Regions from separate parts of the Homo sapiens genome. Here region 2 is linked to region 1. Evidence: chromatin contacts called from ENCODE Hi-C or POLR2A ChIA-PET data. All regions are on one chromosome and are shown on one strand. The core of a region is the stretch at or near the end of the contact, and the rest is flanking DNA. Distances in the headings are between cores, read along the strand shown.

Region 1 (5,388 bases), core at 789-3,288:
GAGTTTGAGACCAGCTTGGCCAACATGGTGAAACCCCATCTCTACTAAAAATACAAAATTAGCCGGGTGTGGTGGCGGGCGCCTGTAATCGTAGCTACTTGGGAGGCTGAGGCAGGAGAATCACTTGAAACTGGGAGACGGAGGTTGCAGCGAGCCAAGATCGCGCCATTGCACTCCAGCCTGGGCAACAAGAGTGAAACTCTGTCTCAAAAAAATAAAAAATAAAATGGAATAGATAAACCACTGTCAAAGTAGTGTTGAAAATTTGGGGATGAAGGCTGAATTTAAATCTGCTTTCATCAAGGAAACTTCATATGGTAATAATTTCTTTTCCACTTTCACTAGTGGTCTGAAATGTGGACAGCATTTGCTGCCGACAGAAGCAAACCGGCTGCCTGCCGGGTGCCCATCAGCTTTTGATTGACACAAAGGAAGGGGCTGCCTGTGGGAGAAATGACACGAATGACGTGGTGTGGCAGGCAGGGCACTGCTGGATGTGACTTGGGAGGAGGGCGTTTAGGCAGTCACAGCCACTTGCTGTCCTGTGGACAGTGGAAGCAACTGGGGAAGAATCCCCTTTCTGTTTGTCAACCAAGAGAGTCCGTATATTTTGCAAACTCCAAGTGTTGTCAAACTAGGTGCTGTTTAATAACAAGTTTAATAATAATCTGGTTTTTTTTGTTCCAACCTGCATCATCTTGAAGTGCCCTTTCTTTTTCTTTCTCTTTCTTTTTCTTTCTTTCTTCTTTCTTCTTTTTCTCTTCTTTCTCTTTTTCTTTCTTTTCTTTCTTCTCTCTTTCTTTCTTCCTTCTTTCTTTCTCTTTTTCTTTCTTTTCTTTCTTCTCTCTCTCTTTGATGAGGTCTTTGTGTGTTGCCCAGGCTGATCTCAAACTCCTAGGCTCAAGTGATCCTTCCACCTCAGCCTACCAAAGTGCTGGGATTATCGGCGTGAGCCACCTCACCAAGCCAAAAAAGAGCAGAGACTTAAAACAGATATCTATACATGCATGTTCATAGCAGTAATCTTTACAGTAGCCAAAAGGTAGAAACAAAGCAAATTTCCATCAACAAATGAGTGAATAAACAAAATGCGCTCTATCCATGCAATGGAATATTATTCAGTCTTAAATAGGAATGATATTATTGCGACCGGCAATTAGAAAGGGCAGGCAGAACTTCTGCTCCCTGCACAAAGCCGTTTAGTAAGGAAGAAAGAAGCCCCTGGAGCTGAATGACTCCAGGCCAGGCGCAGTGGCTCAAGCCTGTAATCCCGGCAATTTGGGAGGCTGCGGTGGGCAGATCACCTGAGGTCAGGAGTTTGAAACCAGCCCGGACAACATGGTGAAACCCTGTCTCTACTGAAAATACAAAAGTTAGGCTGGGCGCTGTGGCTCACGCCTGTAATCCCAGCACTTTAGGAGGCTGAGGTGAGAGGATCATGAGGTCAGGAGTTCGAGACCAGCCTGGCCAACATGGTTAAACCCCATCTCTACTAAAAATACAAAAATTAGCCAGGTGTGGTGGCGGGTGCCTATAATCCCAGCTACTCAGGAGGCTGAGGCAGTATAATCGCTTGAACCTGGGAGGCAGAGGTTACAGTGAGCTGAGATTGCACCACTGCACTCCAGCCTGGGCAGCAAGAGTGAAACTCCATCTCTAGCAACAATAACAAAAGAACTGAATGACTCCGCCTTGTCTCCAGGAACGAGGCGCTGGCCATTTGCCCATGTGACCTGGCAAGTGACGCCATTTAGCTGCCAGGCTCATTAACCAAGGGCAGCTCCTAGAACTTCCGGTGGGGATGATATCCATTGAGCACCAGGCTGTGAGCAGGGCTCCTGGATGAAGCCAGCTTGTACTGCCCACCTTCCAGAACCTTTTGTCTGCAGGGTGCTGCTTTCTCATGACAGCCATAACTTCGGGATCACCTGAGCCTCAAAAATGCACCAGGAATTCACTTTGCAGCACGGCACATTCCAGATCCCCATGTAGGGTGGCCACACCCAGATTCCAAAGGAGAACGTGGCCAGACCTGGCTCCTCCTTCAGACCTTCCCCCCTTCTCAGGTGTTTCTGCCTTGTGACTTTGAGCCATGGTGTGGCAGGAATGTGGTCTGCTTCTGCACTTGTGCTTGACATCATTTGTCCCCGTCAAGGGACAGGTTTCTTCATTTGAAGCAAATTTCTACAGCCATCCTGGTTTCGCTTTGGCAGCAGATACGGCTGGGGAGTGTGCATGGCTGGCTTTGTGCATGCCTCTTCCTCAAGGACAGCCCTACGCTCACTCTCTGCCTCTCCATCTTCCAAAGGCTTCCAGCTGGCTGCTGAGCCACCTTGCACCATGACTACAACCTGCAGTTCTGCTTCATTTCCTGATGTCTTCTCTTGCACCTTGTGCCCGGTGGCTTCACTGGCCTGTTTGATCCTCCATAGCACAGCCCACACTCTTGGGCTTTGCCTGGGACATTTGTCCTTGTGTCTTCTGGCCACTAATCTGACTGTATTAGAGTTCTATGGAGAAACAGAACTGATAGGATATGTGGACAGATAGAAGGATAGATAGCTAGATCTATATCTGTCTATCCATCCACACACCCATCCATCCATTCACCCACCCATCCAACCAACCGTCCATCCATCCATCCATCCACCCAACCACCAACCAACCATCCACCCAACCACCAACCAACCATCCATCCATCCATCCATCCATCCATCCATCCATCCATTCCTCCATCCATCCCTATCCTCTAGCTACCTACCTACCTAAAGGAATTGTCAGTTAGGTGCAGTGCTCATGCCTATAATCCCAGCAACTTGGGATGCTGAGATGGGAGAATCTCTTGAACTCAGAAGCTTGAGACCAGCCTGGACAACATAATGGGATCCCATCTCTACAAAAAATTTAAAAATTATCTGAGCATGGTGGCATGCACCTATAGTCCCAACTACTCTGCAGGCTGAGGCAGGAGGATTGCTTGAGCCTGGGAGGTCAAGGCTGCAGTGAGCTATGATCACACCACTGCACTCTGGCCTAGGTGACAGAGTGAGACCCTGTCTCTAAATAAATAAATAGTTTCATGGGATTGGGGGGCTGGCAAGTCTGAAATCTGTAGAGCAGCCCAGCAGGCTGGAGACTCAGGGAAGAGTTGATGCTGCAGTCCTGGTGTTTTGTTTTTTTTTTTTTTTTTTTTTTTGAGATGGAGACTCACTCTGTCACTCAGGCTGGAGTCCAGTGGCGTGATCTTGGCTCACTGCAACCTTTGCCTCCCAGGCTCAAGCAATTCTCCTGCCTCAGCCTCCCGAGTAGCTGGGCCTACAGGAGTGTGCCACCACGCCCGGCTAATGTTTCTATTTTTAATAGAGACGGGGTTTCAACATGTTGACTAGGCTGGTCTTGAGCTCCTGACCTCAGGTGATCCACGCACCTCAGCCTCCCAAAGTGCTGGGATTACAGGCATGAGCCACCACACCCAGCCAATGCTGCAGCCTTGAGCCTGGAGGCAGAATCTCTTATTTCTCTGGGAACCTCAGTCTTTTCTCTTAAGGCCTTCAACTGATTGGATAAAGCCCCCCTACATTGTGAAGGGTGATTTCCTTTACTGAAAGTCTACTGATATAAATATTAATTAATCACACCTAAAACAATACCTTCACAGCAGCATCTGGACTGGCGTTTGACCAAACAGCCAAATACCATAGCCTGGCCAAGCTGACACAGAAAACCACACCCTCCTTCAAGGCTTCCCTCCAGTGTGGCTGGTTGATAATAGCCCGCATTAGTTGAGTATTTACTACATACCAGGTATTGTGTGAAGTGCTTTTTTTGGCTTGTTTGATTTAATCCTCATAATAGCCCTATAATGTAGGTTCTATTTTGGTCTTCGGTTGACAGGGAAGAGAACTGAGGTCGAGAGAGGTTGAGTAACTATCCCAAGGTTGCACAGCAAGCTGAAGAGCCAAGGTCTGAAGCCAGGCAGTCCCACTGCAAAGCCCGCTGCTGTAGCTGCACACAGTCCTCTTCCAGAACCCGCAGGGCCTCCTTCCACTTCCCTAACCCCTGGCTGCCAGCTCTATCCTAACTTGCAGGTCTTGGAGGCACTTTCCCTTCATCCGCCTACGTCTTAGCCTCCTTCCCTATTTGTTGGGAGCAGATAATGGGTTTGTTGCATATAAATGAAGCCCAGGATTGCGTGTGGCCAGGCACATCTGACCTCTATCACTTTGGAAACCAGGGCACTCCTGAATGGCCACTGTCCCTGCCTGGGCACTGGTGAGGCCATACCTCCTGCAAGAGGCACTGTGACCCTCGGGCCCTTACAGCTCCAGCGGATACCAAACCAGGAGGAAGCCCAGCTCTGGTCTGACGGGTCACGCAAGGTTAGCCCCCAGCAGGGCGCCATGGCCTGGCCTCAGCAGTGGCAATTAACGCAATTTGCACCTTCTCGGGAGACTTAAGGAGCCCAGGAATGTGATGTTAGCACTGTCCTGGCAGTGCTGCCCTAGTTCTCTGGGTTTCGCTTGCTTTCCTCGACCTCCCCGAGCCTCATGAACCACGATTTCGGCCCTGCCTGGCCCTGTGTTCTACTCACTTGCTGCCCAGGGAACCAGCATGCTGGCCCTTGTCTCTGATTCTTGGACGGATGGGTTGCCCAGACCCGCCCAGGGCTGATTCTGCTTCCCGCTGCCTGCCCCAGGCCTGACCCTTCCTAGGGTTGTGGCAGAGGCAGCTACCACTGAGGACTGGGGATACTGTAGGCCTGAATCTGCCTCGTCCTTGAATTAGGTTGGACAGTATCCCCCCAAAAAGACATGTGCAATTCCTAAATCTAGTCCCTGTGAATATGACCTTATTTGGAAATGAGGTCTTTGTGGATATAATTAACCTAAGGATCTCGCGATGTGATTACCTGGGTGGGCCCTAAATCCAATGACAGGTGTCCTTTTAAGAGTGGCCAACATGGCAAAACTCCGTCTCTACCAAAAATACAAAAAATTAGCCAGATGTGGTGGTGCGTTCCTGTGGTCCCAGCTACTTGGGAGGCCGAGGTGAGGGATTGCTTGAGCCTGGGAGGCAGAGGTTACAGGGAGCTGAGATCGTGCCACTGCACTCCAGCCTAGGTGACAGAGCGAGACTCTGTCTCAAAAAAAAATAAAGAGTGGAACTGAACTGGAAGGAAGAGAAGTAATTGAATGCAGCTGAATTAGAAGGTGGCCTTCTAATTTAGGACACACCTGAGTTCAATGCTTCCTCTAGTATTTATTGGCTAAATTTGATTTCCTCAAAGCGTGGTGTGGATCAAAGGAAATAATAAGTGGAAAATGACTGTCACAGAGTAAGTGACCATAAATGGTGGTTATTATTCTAAGGGTCAAGCAGAGAGGAACA
Region 2 (5,388 bases), core at 1,194-3,693, 120 kb before region 1:
CCCAGGCTGCAGTGCAGTGTTTTGATCACAGTTCACTGCATCCTTGACCTCCTGGTCTCAAGTGATCCTCCCACCTCAGCCTCCCTAGTAGCTAGGACTACAGGCCTGTACCACAAAGCCTGGCTAATTTTTTTTTTTTTTTTTTTTTTTGAGATGGAGTCTTGCTGTGTCACCCAGGCTGGAATGCAATGGCACGATCTTGGCTCACTGGAACCTCTGCCTCACAGGTTCAAGCGATTCTCCTGCCTCAACCTCCTGAGTAGCTGGGACTACAGGCACCCACCATCATGCCCAGCTAATTTTTGTATTGTTAGTAGAGATGGGGTTTCACCATGTTGGCCAGGCTGGTCTTGAACTCCTGACCTCAGGTGATCCACCCACCTTGGCCTCCCAAAGTCCTGGGATTACAGGTGTGAGCCACCGTGCCTGGCCTGGGCCCGGCTGACTTTTTTATATTTTATTGTAGAGGCAGGGTTTTGCCATGTTGCCCAGGCTAGGCCATGGTCCTTTAAATCCTTCACTCTTCCGTGACCAGAGATCGATTTACACCGTGGTCCCCTCCTATGCCTCATGCTCACAGTGCTGGGTGCTTGGGGACTGAGGCCAGAGCAGAAGGCAGAATCACAGCTCACCCCACGATGACAGTGGACACGAACTCTTCACAGAAAGGCAGGAGTCTGCAGGTTTTCTTGGAATTTTACAGTGAACAATTCAATGGCACTTCATACATTCACAGTGTTACACAGCCTACCTGGTTCCAAAACATGTCCGTCACTCCAAAATGACTCCATGAAGCAGTCACTCCTTCCCCCTCCTCCCAGTCTCCAGCAACCACCTGCTTTCTGGTTTTAATATCTTTTTTAAAAAATTAAAGTAGTTGGCTGGGCGTGGTGGCTCACACCTGTAATCCCAGCACTTTGGGAGGCCGAGGCGGGTGGATCACATGAGGTCAGGAGTTCAAGACCAGCCTGGCCAACATGGTGAAACCCCAACTCTACTAAAATACAAAAATTAGGCTGGGCACAGTAGTGGTTCACGCCTGTAATCCCAGCAGTTTGAGAGGCCGAGGTGGGCGGATCACTTGAGGTCAGGAGTTTGAGACCAGCCTGGCCAACATGGTGGAACCCCGTCTCTACTAAAAATACAAAAATTAGCCTGGCATGGTGGCGAATGCCAGTAACTGTGGTCCCAGCTACTGGTGAGGCTGAGGCAGGAGAATCACTTGCACCGGGGAGGTGGAGGTTGCAGTGAGCTGAGATTGTGCCACTGCACTCCAGCCTGGGTGACAGGGCGACACTCCATCTTAAAAAATAAATAAATAAATAAATAATTTTTAAAAATGAAAGTAGTTACATTTAGTAGAAGTCACACTTTCTGATTTTTGGTTTTGCGTGTTTCCTACACGCAAATGCATAGTTTCCTACCCACCACTATGATCAAGATATGATTTAAAGAAAAAATAAAACAGGCCGGGTACGGTGGCTCACGCCTGTAATTCCAGCACTTTGGGAGGCCAAGGTGGGCGGATCACCTGAAGTCGGGAGTTCGACAGCAGCCTGACCAACATGGAGAAACCTTGTCTCTACTAAAAATACAAAATTAACCGGGCGTGGTGGCGCATGCCTGTAATCCCAGCTACTCGGGAGGCTAAGACACGAGAATCGCTTGAACCCAGGCGGCGGAGGTTGCGGTGGGCCGAGATCGCGCCATTGCACTCCAGCCTGGGCAACAAGAGCGAAACTGTCTCAAAAATAAATAAATAGATAAATAATAAATAAAACCAAAGCAAAATAAAAAAGATATGAATTAGTTCCTTCATTTCCAATGCCCCCCATGCCTCTTGGTGGTCAACCCAGCCCCTAGGAGCCACTGATCTATGTTGCCATAGTCTTACCTGTGACATGTCATAGAAATGGGATAACCCTGCCTTTTGAGCCTGGCTTCTTTGCACTGCAGCCAATTTTCTCTTGCTGAGATTATCCAGCTAAATTTACATAGGATCTGGCCCGGCACAGCGACCCCTTTCGGCCAGGTGCGAAACGGCAGGCCCGACGGTCCCCACGCAGCTCCTAAGAGGATCAACAGAGGGCGCAGTGCGCCCGGAACGCCCAGCCCCTGCGAAAGCGGAGGCTCCTCTCTCGGTCCCTGCGGGACAGCTCAGTTCTCATAGGCCAGAGGCGTGGCTTGGGGGCGGGCCAGGGGAATCCCACCTCCCCTTGCATGCTCAAGCGCGCCGGGCGATGGTAGGCGGTCTCACCCGCAGGCGGTGGAAGTCAGGGGCGCGGCTGCGGCCCCGCCCCTTCCCGGACTCGCCCCGCCCGTCCCCTCGCCGCGCATGTTCCCAGACGCCTCAGGCCATGGCGCGCGCGCTCCCGCCAGCACGCACGTCTGGCCCCGCCCCCGCGCCTGGCGCCCGCGCGCTCTCTCGCACGATCTGCTCCCGGACTCCTTCAGCGCGCTGCCTGCCTGCCCAGGGCCTTCCCGGAGAGCAGGTGACGGCGGCCTCCGGGCATGGAGCTCGCGCTGACGAAAGGTTCTGGAAGCCGCCGTAAAAAGTAATCAAGAAACGGGTGACAGGACTTTTCGTAAGACATTTAATTTTTACCCAGAGTATCCGAAACATTGCCGTGTCAATCTCAGTGCGATGGGAGACTGCCGGCCCCAAGGAGCTGCTCGTCCTTCTGCCGAGTTCCGGCCCGGACCCGCGGAGGAGGAGACCGCCGCGCCGGAGCTCGGACCTGACGTTTTTGTGAAGCACAGGGGGCGTGGGAGGGACCGGATCAATGCGGCACTCAACAAAACCTGTTTTTAAAAGAGTCGTGCTGTGTCGCCCAGGCTGGAGTGCAGTGACGCGATCTCGGCTCACTGCAGCCTCCACCTTCCGGGCTCAAGCGAGCCTCCCGCCTCAGCCTCCTGAGTAGCTGGGATTACAGGCACACACCTCCAGCTCGGCTGTTTTATTTATTTATTTTTTTTTTGAGACGTAATTTAGCTCATGTTGACCAGGCTGGAGTGCAGTGGCGCGATCTGGGCTCACCGCAACCCCCGCCTCCCGGGTTCAAGCGATTTTCCGCCTCAGCCTCCTGAGTAGCTGGGGTTGCAGGCATGCGCCACCACGCCCGGCTAATTTTGTACTTATAGTAGAGACGGGGTTTCTCCATGTTGGTCAGGCTGGTCTCGAACTCCCGACCTCAGGTGCTCCGCCCGCCTTGGCCTCCCAAAGTGCTGGGATTACAGGCGTGAGCCACCTCTCCAGGGCCAAAAGCCTTTTATTGGAGTACTGGGTAACACATTCAGAAGAGGGTGCATAGCTTAGGCGCTCCGTGAATTTTCACAAACTGAACATACACCCAGGTAGCCAACACCCCCAGCAAGCCCCAGAATCCCCTCATGCTTGCTTTCTGCCACTATCAAGCAGTTTGCTTTCTTTCAGATTTTTAAGTTTTGAAATAATTATTGAAATGTACAGGGAGAAGTCTGGGTTGGTGGTTCTAACCTGTAGTCTCAGCTACTAGAGAGGCTGAAGGGGGAAGATGGCTTTAGCCCTGGATTTCTAGACTAGCCTGGACAACATAGCAAGACCTCATCTCTATTTGTTTTTGAGACAGAGCCTCGGTCTGTCACCCATGCTGGAGCGCAGTGGACCTCCGCCTCCCGGGTTCAAGTGATTCTTCTTTCTCAGCCTCCCGAGTTATTTGGGATTACAGGTGTGCGCCACCACGCCCAGCTAATTTTTTTGTATTTTTAGTAGAGACGGGTTTCACCATGTTGGCCAGGCTGGTCTTAAACTTCTGACTTAAGGTGATCTGCCCGTCTCGGCCTCCCAAAGTGCTGGGATTACGACGTCAGCCACTGCTCTTGGCCTATCTTTTTTTTTTTTTTTTTTTTTAAAAGAAAGAGATGTATAGGGAGATCACCCAGTATCCCTCAGTGTTAACATCTTGCATAGCTACAGTTAGCATAGAAGCCAGGTAATTGACATTGGTACTGTACATGGGACTTACTCAGATTTACACGTTTTTTAATGTTTTATGTGTATGTAGTTCTCTATTCTCTACCATTTTTATGAGAGTTCCAGTTGCCTTGCATTCCCACCAGCACTTAGTATTGTCAGATTTATCATTATTTAGGTATTCTGGTAGGTGTATGGTGGAATCTCACCATAGTTTTAATTTCTTCTCTTTTTTTAAAAAATAGGAACAAGGTCTCACCATGCTGCCCAAGCTGGTCTGAAAACTCTTGTCCTCAGGCAGTCCTCCCACCTCGGCCTCCCAAAGATCTGAGATTACAGGCATGAGCCACCACACCTGGCCTTGGTTTTAATTCCTGTCACAGTATATTAGTTTTCGCTGTTGTGTATTGATTGATTGAGACAGGGTCTCGCTCTGTTGCCCAGGCTGGAGTGCAGGGGCATGATCCCAGCTCACTGCAACCTCCACCTCTTGGATTCAAGTGATTCTCCCGTCTCAGCCTCCCGAGTAACAGGAACCACAGGTGTGTGCCAGCACGCCTGGCTAATTTTTTTTTTTTTTTTCTTGAGGTGGAGTTTCACTGTTGTTGCCCAGGTTGGAGTGCAGTGGCACAATCTCAGCTCACTGCAACCTCTGCCTCCTGGGTTCAAGTGATTCTCCTGCTTCAGCCTCACGAGTTGTTGGGATTACAGGCGCCCGCCACCACGCCCAGGTAATTTTTGTTTAGTAGAGACGGGGTTTCACCATGTTGGCCTGGCTGGTCTCGAACTCCTGACCTCAGGTGATCCACCCACCTCGGCCTCCCAAAGTTGTGGGATTGCAGGCGTGAGCCACTGCGCCTGGCCTAATTTTTCAATTTTTTGGTGGAGATAGGGTTTCACCATGTTGGCCAGGCTGGAGTTTTGCCTGTTCTAGAAGCTTGTATCAGTCATACAACACGTAAGTTCTTTTTGTCTAGCTTCTTTTGCTCAACACAATATCTCTGAGATTTATTTATGTTTTTATGTAAACATAAATGTTCATTTTTCTTGCTAAGTACTATTTCATTGTATGAATAGACCACAGTTTGTTTATCCATTCACCTAGTGGTGGACATTTTATTTATTTTTATTTATTTATTTATTTATTTATTTTTGAGACAGAGTCTTGCTCTGTCGCCCAGGCTGGAGTGCAATAGCTCAATCTCAGCTCACTGCAGCCTCTGCCTCCCAGGTTCAAGCCATTCTCCTGTCTCAGCCTCCCGAGTAGCTGGGATTACAGGCACACACCACGACACCCTGCTACTTTTTGTATTTTTAGTAGAGACAGGGTTTCACCATGTTGGTCAGGCTGGTCTTGAACTCCTGGCCTCGTGATCCATCCACCTCGGCCTCCCAAAGTGCTGGGATTACAGGCATGAGCCACCGCACCTGGCCAT

Evidence for each region. Hi-C counts contacts between places; a loop is a spot of excess contacts on that map. ChIA-PET counts read pairs that join two places held with the same protein, here RNA polymerase II (POLR2A). Pooled maps may share reads with other maps.
Region 2: a loop to region 1 is called in a map of PC-9, with 9 times the contacts of the local background. The contact joins the promoter of LINC01569 here to the enhancer-like site in region 1. A Hi-C loop is called at or near these places in 7 of 168 maps with a recorded cell type or tissue (HCT116, PC-9, heart left ventricle and 4 more), 2 of 37 single-sample maps with no recorded cell type and 5 of 50 pooled maps. POLR2A ChIA-PET finds 5 or more read pairs at or near these places in 8 of 52 experiments (MCF 10A, OCI-LY7, PC-3 and 5 more).

The regions. Positions count from the first base shown.
Region 1 is chr16:4,133,026-4,138,413 of GRCh38, reverse strand. No RefSeq gene overlaps it. Among named protein-coding and RNA genes, the nearest start is that of ADCY9, 19 kb to the right of the region's middle. RefSeq lists enhancers at 3,921-4,460, 4,461-5,001. Within about 2 kb of position 2,038, at least 9 of the 41 ENCODE cell types and tissues checked have a DNase peak (open chromatin) inside an H3K27ac peak, as active enhancers do; they include HCT116, PC-9 and mammary epithelial cell, where a contact is called at or near this core.
Region 2 is chr16:4,250,844-4,256,231 of GRCh38, reverse strand. LINC01569 (long intergenic non-protein coding RNA 1569) reads left to right here and starts at 2,443. Exons shown (of 3, transcript NR_039999.1): 1 at 2,443-2,585; 2 at 4,198-4,910. RefSeq lists a silencer at 2,175-2,434 and enhancers at 2,665-2,874, 2,939-3,561.